2 separate regions of the Mus musculus genome follow, and region 1 is linked to region 2. Evidence: chromatin contacts called from ENCODE Hi-C or POLR2A ChIA-PET data. All regions are on one chromosome and are shown on one strand. The core of a region is the stretch at or near the end of the contact, and the rest is flanking DNA. Distances in the headings are between cores, read along the strand shown.

Region 1 (4,801 bases), core at 1,638-4,137, 660 kb before region 2:
TGGGATTTGAGAAGCACTAGTGTACTATCCCTAGCCATGGCGTCAGATCCACCTCCTCAGAACTGACAAAATTAACATCCCTGGCCAGAAAAAAACCCAAAGTGTGGCTCCAAAAGTGCTGACCAGACTTGTAGCTCGGCCTGCAGCACACAGAACACAGGGAGTGTCCTTGTGAAAGGAAACAGGACTACATATTGTGAGCAGACTCGAGGCTGTCTATAGTGGCCCTTACTTGACTGTATTTAAGGAAAGGATGGAAAGTGACAAAACTCAACTCAGAAAAGCCATAAAGAAAGTTGAGATTGGTGAATTTCAAAGAGGCTCCAAGTTGGTGATTTCACCCTGAACTGGACTTACTACAACAGGTTTACATCTGCATAAAGGCCAGTCTTTCAGCACTTCAGGTTATATGTAGAGATGGCGCATTCTTTTCTCCTTACCCATCCTTTTTCATTATTCATATATGTATATATATATTTCATTGTTCATAAATACATTTTTGTGTGTAATATATCTTTACATGCGTATATGTGTATATATGTGTAATATATACAGACATGTGCAATAATGTATGTGTGTACATCCATATGTGTAAATGCATATCTCCACTGAGAAAAGGAAGCAGCGAGTAAATGCTAGCAAGATGTAGAATTATCTTACCAATATAACATGAAGTATATCTGCAGTTTCCAGTATCAGGGTCATGGGAAGCTGCCTTCTCACCAAGGTTTAAGAGAACTATTAGACTCCTTCTGGCGATAATGACCATGCTGACCTTTTTCCTCCTGGTTATTACATTTAAATTTATAGTAAATAAAATTGGGGCCTGTGATGGGATCACCCATCTCTCTGCACTTTTTTTTTTTATAACCTCTGAACACTTTGACCAGCTCAAGGCATTGATTTGTAAGGCCCCATGGATTAGGTGAGCATCTTTAGAGCAGACCGCAATCATAATCCAGTAAGGTCAGCAGTACGTTTGCCTCCTTGAAGACACTCAGTGCAAATCTAGAGCCTGGACAGCCACATGAAAATCAAAGGCAAGGGATCAGTGTCAAGGAACAGCAAACATTTGTTAAACCCACACATCTGTGTCAGAAGGGAAATCTAGAGACACCAAGGCTGCAAGTAGGGACTCCAGATGAAGAAAGGGGTGGCCCTGCTGCATGCTAGCTCCCTCTCGTTGTTGACAAAAGCTGAAGTTGTACAGCCAAGGAAAAGCAACAGTAGCCTGGGTTTATGGGGCCCATGTGCACCTGAGGCACGTGTTGCTGCTTCCAGTTGCAGCTCCAGATTCCAGAGAGGGACTGACCTCCTGCTTCCAGCTCTCTGACAGAGGCTTGGAGTCCTTGGTTGCCAAAACAAGAACAAAGTAACCTCAGACAAAACTCAGGCAGATTTTCACTTCTTCCCCTGGCAAAAGGGGAACCAGAAGAGGAACCAGAAGATTCCACCCTGAACATTCAATGACACTCCCAGGTTCCTGGCCAAAAGGAGGCCCAAAATAGGATACAACTCATTTTTGAGGGGAGTAGACACAGCATTGAGTGAGGATCAGAACACATTCCTAAGGCCTCACTCAATCATAACTAGAGGAAAAGCCCATGTTGACAAAATAAACTTCTTCTGGTGGTCTGTGGCCAGTGTATGAGTCTTGAACCCTGCTCCCTTTGTACATAAACGAAGATGCTCAGTAGGCAGGAAATAATGGGGGATGCTACAGAACCCAAACTCAAGAATTGAGAGGGGGATTGGAGTGGATGTAGGTAATGGAACCAGGAGAGGGTCGTCCATGATCGAAACCCCATCTCCCAAGCGGACTTGGTTCCTTGCCTACTTTTCGGTCTTCATACTCCATTTGGTCTGGAGGCACACTATAGGTCACACACCCAAATCAATTCACGTTTGCAGGAATCTGGCTCCTGAACTGAGACAAGAGCCATTCTAGAAGCTTCCAAGTAGTCGAGGATATTGAGCAAAAAACCAAAAGGCTGCTCAGCTCTCTGGGAAAGCCAACTAAGAGAGTTCAGGCAGTGGCAAGGTATTCAGGAATGAAAGACATTGATTTTCAGCAGTCCCTGTAAAGACTTCAGTTGCCACTGGGGACGTCTAGATTCTTGGACATCTCTGTGGAGTCCTGAGAAACAGGGGCTTCTGCAAAAGCGCTTGCTGCGTGTCCAACTGTTTTCCAGTTTACAAATTTTCAACATAAATTAGTTGCAACTTGCTTCCCATCATCCCACTAAGACAATGCTGTTCTCCATTTGTTCTCACTGCCATCTAACACTGCTCCTCCTCTGCACACAGTCCCACAGCGGTGCTCTCTCCTACAGTCTCCGTCGGAGGAGGGGGGAGAGGACTGGTAGGTGTGGAGCAAGAAAAGAGCATCAAGAACCGCATCCTCTAAACTGTACTTTTGAGATTGCTGATTGGAACACGTTGTCTTCAAACAGCACGGAGCTAGGCCCTGGGACTGCTTGGTTTGTCGAAGCTATTCACTAAAAAGAGATCGACTGAGACCCTCCCTCCCCCAACAGGGAACAACTCATATTCTCTCTCTCTCTCTCTCTCTCTCTCTCTCTCTCTCTCTCTCTCTCTCTCTCTCACACACACACACACACACACACACACACACACACTCTCTCTCTCCTTGTACGCCTCTCTCTCTCTCTCTCTCTCTCTCTCTCTCTCTCTCTCTCTCTCTCTCTCTCTCTCTCTCTCTTTAAGCAATGCTTTGTTGTGCTAAAACTAGTTGGACGAGTTAGGGTGTTGCTCTGCTCCCGAAGCCCTGGCCAATGGAACCCGATCCACCCCGCTGTGCGTAAGCGCGCAATTAAGGATTTAACCAAGGCTGTGCTGCGCCTCAGCCAGCAGTCAGCCTGCGGGAGACAGAGCCTCCACGACTCCCAGCCTCCTCCTCCTCCTCCTCCCCGCCGCCGCCGCCGCCTCCTCCTCTTCCTCCTCCTCCCTCGCTCCCACAGCCATGTCTGCTTAGACCAGAGCAGCTCCACAGCCAATTCAGGCAGCAGCGGCCGCCGCAGTAGAAGAACAGCCACCGCCCGGGAGCTATGACAGGAGTGTTTGACAGAAGAGTCCCAAGCATCCGATCCGGCGACTTCCAAGCTCCGTTCCCGACGTCCGCCGCCATGCACCACCCGTCTCAGGAATCGCCAACTTTGCCCGAGTCCTCGGCCACCGATTCTGACTACTACAGTCCCGCGGGGGCCGCCCCGCACGGCTACTGCTCTCCTACCTCTGCTTCTTATGGCAAAGCGCTCAACCCCTACCAGTACCAGTACCACGGCGTGAACGGCTCCGCAGCCGGCTACCCGGCCAAGGCTTATGCCGACTACGGCTACGCCAGCCCCTACCACCAGTACGGCGGCGCCTACAACCGCGTCCCGAGTGCCACCAGCCAGCCAGGTAGGCGCGCGGGGGCGGGAGGCAGGTACCCAGGGCATCCGTAACCCCGCGGGCGCCAAGTTGGGTGGTAGATGAGGGCCACGCTGTCCGCACCCATAGAAGGGTGCTTCGCAGAAGCGAGTGGGGGCCTGGGACTGCAAACAGGACAGCACCTCACACCGGCATGGGGGGGGGGGCAGTGGAGGACTTTTGAAGAGGTTTAATCGGGTGTTTTGCCTCTGGCGCTGCTCGAGGATCCCTCCTTAGCTGGATTCCTAGCTGGCCTAGCCAGAAAGCCAGCTTGGCTGCAAAGAGGCTAAGGGATTTGGGGGGCGGGGGGTGGGTGAAATCAAGCAGCCCTAGTGGTGTTTGCGTAATAAAAGGAAAGTTAGTTGGAATTCTGGGTGAGCGTGCTGAGTTGGTGAGATCTAGTCTGGATTAGCCAGCGAAGCGCCCCGAGGCCTCTCATGGAGGGTGCGGGCAGCACACCGGGTGACCTGGGGGCCGGAGGGCTGCAGCCTGACAGAAAAGCGAACAGGGAACTTTGCGGTTTATCCAAGGTATTTCCAAATACAAAAAGTCATTTAAAATAGCGGAGGATTGCCGAGAGTTCACTCTGTTAGAGGGACCCCCCCCCACACACACACACACACTCCATCGAGTGCTCTCTCCGTAAGTGCCTAGAATTTGTCTGCCTTCCTTCTTCCCCACAGACTCCCCTTTCCGTCCACTGTGAAACTTCCTTAGAGCGTTACAGTGGGGTAGAGAGCTTGGGCGGTAAATGAGAGGCGTGAAGTCTCAGTGGAGAAATTTTACTAGTCGATTTTGATCTCCCCTCACCGACACATTAATAAGGCTGCTAATATTAGCATCCCCTACTCCAGTAGAGCGGAGACCGCAGCCCTCCCTCCTTCTCCACCCTTCCTCTGGCAGCAGCTTCATACACCGACTCTTCCACTCCTTTCAGGACTGAAGGGGGAAAAGGGGCCATGTGGCCTAGGGGCACATTAGCAAAACACGGATTCACAGGACCCCAGCGGGGTACATTTATGACAGTGAGAATTCTTCCTTGGTTCCTCCCCTTTACTACGAAAATATCCTTACTACAGATTCCTTTGCAATACATTGTTGATGGAAGTTTGAGTCTGCTCCTCTTGCTGTCTCTGTATCCTTGCATAGGGAGAGGATTTTTTTTTTTTTTTTTTTTGGTCAAGAACATATTAAGTCTATTTGTGAAAGAAACCAGACACATCTGTGCCCTCTCAGATCTGCAGTGAGATTATGGGGACTACATAATCGGCTCTCTGTCTGCCGCAGCCCCGACCGACCGCTTGCCGCTGTAGTGAAGGAACATAGTTTGCTTGTCGGTCTTTGAACTTTGGAGCCCTTGGCTAGCGTC
Region 2 (5,046 bases), core at 2,229-4,728:
ATTCTAGAAGTGTTACTAAGAAAATGGATGTACTCAAATGATCTCCAGAAGGCAGCAGCCTTGCTGTTTTATAGAGACATGCTCTGAAAGTCTTTTCAAGCCTGGCATGGTGGCACACACCATTGGTCCCAGTAAAGGCAGGCAAATTTCCTCTTAGAGTTCCAGGCCAGCCAGGAATACGTAGAGAAACCCTTCTTAGAGAAAACAAAGAAATCAAGACAGCTTTGCTCACAGAGTATAATACCCCAACATTTTGGGGACTTGTTTTTAGTCACACTTTCCTAAGGTGTCTCATGCTTCCTTCCTTCCTTCCTGACTCACTTCCTCGTTCCCCTCCTTTCTTAACTCTAAAAATGTTGGCAGTTTTCTCATCTGTGTCTATTAAGAACAGGTTATTTTTGACCTATCATTAGGGCACTCTTCGGGAAGGCACGTGCAACCCTCTGCTGTGTCCTGACGTGGCCCCAGTCCCAGATATAAACATCTGGAAACTTCTCGTTATTATGATGCTTGCTTTATTCTGTCATAAGTACAATCCACCTTGCAGTTTGTAGTCACCCAGCTAACACCTCCTGGAGCTAGTGTGCATGGCCTGCGTTCTGACTGGCCAGCAATCCAATCTGGCATGCTAGCAGTACTAGGGGAGACCTTTGCTTGCTTGTTTGTTATTAACTGAGCAGAACAAATCGGATCATTAAAGGTCATGGGTCAAAGGGCATCCCCAAGGCCTAGGTGTGCTGGGAACAGTGAAATCTCAGACCTGGCCACGTCACACTCTCTTCTGAACTTGAACTCATGCTCACACTACGTGCTTTTGAGTCAGTGAGCTTTCCCCAATGTTTGGGTTGGCTGCTTGCCTAGCCAGCAAGGTTGGCAAAATGTGCTATAAAGCACAGGTGGTTAGGAGACCTGGATTCGTTCCCGAGGGCCGTCAGAATGAAATACCACAAGATGTGTGGCTTCAAACAACAGAAGTTTGATCTTTCACATTCCTGGGGGGATGCAAAGTCTTAAACAAAAGAGTCAGTGGGGCTGTGTCCTTTCCTATTCCTTGCTAGGCACCGGAGCCTTCAAGGTGGTGGGTGCAGATTCTTCACGCTCCTTGGCTTGTAGCTCCATCAATCTAATATCTACTTTTATCATATGAAATATATACAGAGTGTTTCTGTGTCTTCTTCGCTGTTGTTTGCATCGTCTGGGCCTGGCTGGCTGAGATTCGAGGTATAGATTAAGCCTGCTTCTGCAGAGTGCTGGGATTAAAAGCATGACTCATCATACCTGATCTGCGCCTCCTAATGAGAACTCCAGTCATGTCAGATTAAGGTCCTCCTTACTTGAGTGTGACCTCATCTTAATTGATTGTACCTCCAGTTTCCAAATAATGGTCCAGTCTGAGACACTGGGGTCAGGAATCTTGTGGTCACCGTTCAACCTTGCCAGCTACTTTCAAATGATGGTGGTGGGAAGACTGTTCTGGGATAGAGAAGGCATCAATGCGACATGTCACTTATGTCATTGTGAGAATTAACTGAGAATGAAATAACTTAAACTCAAGTTTACAATCTATTTTTACAGTATGATGTGTTTAGTGGGTTAAAAGATGTCTACTTCGTAGGTCCTATTGATCATATTCCTTTTTATGACAGAAAGCTCAGAAGTGGGATTGAGGATTGGAGGTGGGGGCGCGAGCTTGGATTCTCTGAGTGGTCTCTCACTGTTAAATGCCATTGAAAGTGCTTTTTCATGTTTGTTTCTTGTGGGCAAGATCTTATCATGTATCCCAGGCAGCCTTGAGCTTTCCCAACCATCCAAATTCTAGAATAGCCTTACAGATGGTGCCACCATGACTTTCTAAATGGGAGACAGGGAGATTACAGACAGCAGTGAACTCACACTCCAGAAGCAGAGTTAGAGAAAAACGGGATGCTCACTGTCTCCTGAGACAGGAGCACCGCGAGCCCTCGGGAAGGCAAATGCTTCTTTCTTGGGCTTTTCATACACTAGACAGAGTCCTGTCTCACTCCAACCCATCTTGTTGGAATATTCTGATAGTTTAGTCCTGACTCATGCCCAGTGTTATCATACCAGTGTTAGCCTGGTTCATGTTGCTACCACACAGTGCCTGAGAGTAAGGCTAAAAACGTATTCCTCGTAGTTGTCACCCTGGCTATGGACTCTAGGATCACAATTTCAACAAGTCAAGGTCTTGTCTCTGTTTCCGAGATGTTTCTCTGAGTACTGTATCTTCCAGAGAGAGGAAAGCTCTAGCTTCGCACGGCAGAGGACAATGAGAGTAGACTTACTTCTATGAGCTTGTTTCTTCTCTTTCTTTTTTGACACGTCTCCTTATATAGATAAGGGTGGCCTGGAACTCTTGGTTCACCAGCTCTCACCTTTCTGGAGCTGAGAATGGAAGGGTTACAAGCCCCTTTTTATGAAGCCATTGATGCAGACCTTAGGGCAGAGCCCATAGGACTTGAGTGTTTCATACTCCTGATTTAGTTTCTAACTTGTGAATCTGGGATACATTATGGCAACTGAGTGGAACCCTAACGACATTAGTACTTACAGTATACTGATTCCAGCCTTAGAAGGCACCTTCAGGTCTTTCCTGTTGCCCATACTCTTCCTCCAGCAGTCCCTAAATTTAGGTTGCCTTCTCTGACTAAACCCTTGGGTTCCTCAGCAATTCTGGGTCTCCTGTCTCCTCTCATTCGTCATGGTTGGAGCATCTCTTGCTATCTACGCATTGGACTGACAGTCTTACCTCAGGAGTAATCTCTGAGAGCCTTTCCTGTTTTCATTGTTCTTATGGTGTCCTGAGAGCAAACAATAGCTCGTAGGGTTTTTTTTTGTTTTTGTTTTTTTGTTTTTTTTTTAAGTTTGTCACCTCTTTGAGGCCTTGACCTCTTTTGTCCTCATATAGTTGTTGCAAAATAGAGTTGTTACAAATGTGTGTTCTATACCATATTCAAGAGTTTATCAAGTTAGAGCCACAAAGGAGGCTAGTCACCTGCTTGTTATCTTTTCTTCTATTAGTCAATACTTCAGGGATTTCATGATGGCATTAAAGTGGGGTCCATCTTGAAGCAAAAACCAAGGTGAATCTGGCAAGAACCTGACCCAATGTGTGCATCTATGAGAGTATGTATGTCAACGTCCAGGTGTTGTGTGGTAACCACTCTTACTTGGCTCTCTCATGGACACTGACCTAGCCAGCCCTTGGCCTCAGCCCAAGCTGCAGCTTCAGCTCACCAAGTCCCCGGTCTTTTGAGACAGTGGCTTGCATTTCTCCCTTGCCCCCGGGGTATACACGACAATGGCTACTAAAGCTGGACAGCACAGTCTGAGTCACGTGTCCTGGCCCCTCAGTAGCTCCCATACTGAGGCCCTCCCTGGCTACAGGGCAGAGGCCTTTAGATCACGCGCGCCCGGGAGGCCCTGGCCGGGCCCAGCCAATGGGCTGACGGCACCCGCATGACCCGCGCCAGGAGGGCGTGGGGAAGCAGGCCAGGCGCGCACGCTGCCGGGCAGAATCACCGCCCCCACCTCTGCTCGGGACGGGAAGTGAGTCGCCGGGGTCCCCGGTGCAATCCAACCAGAGAGCAGGTCTCAAAGCCGCCTGTACCCCGGCCGAAGCATGGCGGCCGCCAAGGTAAGAACGGCGGGCCGGGGCGATCTGGAGCCCAGAGGGGTCCAGCCGGGGTAGTAGATGCGAGGTTCCACCTTGCAGCTGAGGGAGGAAGGGGCACAGGGGACTGCACTTGTGGCCGCGTGGGTACCGCGGCCCGATCGTGCTACAGAAACTTTGCCAGCCGGACACTCCCACTTGGTCTGGCCAGGAGCGGTGTCCCGCGGGACCGAGCCCTGGCCAGCAAGGAGGAGCGCGCGAATGGGGCCAGGTAGCCTGGGGCAGGGAAGAGCCCAGGGACACACAAACCCTTCTGCTACTTTGGGGTTCTCCTGCTTCTGACCCGACTGTTGTTGACCTGAGTTTCTCCTTCCAGGGGCCCCAACTGGGCCTGAAGCCTATCCTATTACATTTCAAGGGTTCCGCCCTCCCGCTGGTAGGGAAGTCACCTTGACTTCCGTTTTGGAAACTGGGAGACTTGGCCTGCGTCTGTGCGCAGCTAGCCCTGGACCCTTCCCCACCCCCACCCCCACCTCCCATCTTCCATCCTTCCCCTTTCTCTCTCCATCTGACAACACTTACAAGGCAGCCTCTGAGCCTCAGAGAGGCTTCTTTTTGAAAATGACAAAACAGATTGTGCTGGGAGCATGTCACTCCTGTGAAGTTCTACTTAAAAGGAATTCTGTGTAATGTGAATCGTTCACGAACCCAGGGAGAAGGCAGCTCTGACAGGTTGACCTTTCCTCTTTCACCGGTTCTTCAAACCTGCACACCATTTCAGCCTCTCTGGACTGCATTTCAACTTTTCTGGCAGAATACCATATTCAGTCCCAATCACTCGAGTCATTGGAATTTATTGCTTTTAATTTTAAGTTCACGAAGGCAGCCCTTTAATCAAGCCTATACAACTTCTTAGATCATTTTAAGTGCAGTGAACTTAAATATACCCAACATTTCAAACATTTGTCCTTAATCAAAACTCTGTGATAACCCTGAAGAGGAAAACATGGCCACCACATCATATTCTGATTTATTCAGGCAAACTAATCACATTTGCAATGGAAATTGTAAGCAGACAAATATATTTAAATAGTGTTCTATGACTAGTCTCTCCAGGCTCCCCAAATCCTCAGTTTTCTTGTTCCTAGACTCAGTGCCTTAAGTGGCCTTCCTTCCTCTGTAACCCTCAGGAGTGTGCACTGGGTGTATTTGCGCATGAGTCTGTGGATGGGCACTTTGATTTATTTCTGAAGCTACTTTAGTTCTTTCAAGCCAATAGCCCCTTTCTTTGCATTAACTTTGCATGATATAACGATTGGTATAAATCAGTTCTCTGGAGTAAATACCCACTCATCATTTATATACCTGTGTGGGAGTTTTGTCACTTGATTTACGTTACTTTAATTGGAGATGCA

The links. Hi-C counts contacts between places; a loop is a spot of excess contacts on that map. ChIA-PET counts read pairs that join two places held with the same protein, here RNA polymerase II (POLR2A).
Region 1: a loop to region 2 is called in a map of left cerebral cortex, with 1.8 times the contacts of the local background. The contact joins the promoter of Dlx5 here to the promoter of Slc25a13 in region 2. A Hi-C loop is called at or near these places in 2 of 37 maps with a recorded cell type or tissue (Patski and left cerebral cortex). POLR2A ChIA-PET finds 5 or more read pairs at or near these places in 1 of 5 experiments (embryonic stem cell).

What each region holds. Positions count from the first base shown.
Region 1 is chr6:6,880,154-6,884,954 of GRCm38, reverse strand. It overlaps Dlx5 (distal-less homeobox 5), which reads left to right and starts at 2,887. Exons shown (of 3, transcript NM_010056.3): 1 at 2,887-3,423. The coding sequence starts at 3,069.
Region 2 is chr6:6,215,605-6,220,650 of GRCm38, reverse strand. Slc25a13 (solute carrier family 25 (mitochondrial carrier, adenine nucleotide translocator), member 13) reads left to right here and starts at 3,478. Exons shown (of 18, transcript NM_001177572.1): 1 at 3,478-3,655. The coding sequence starts at 3,641.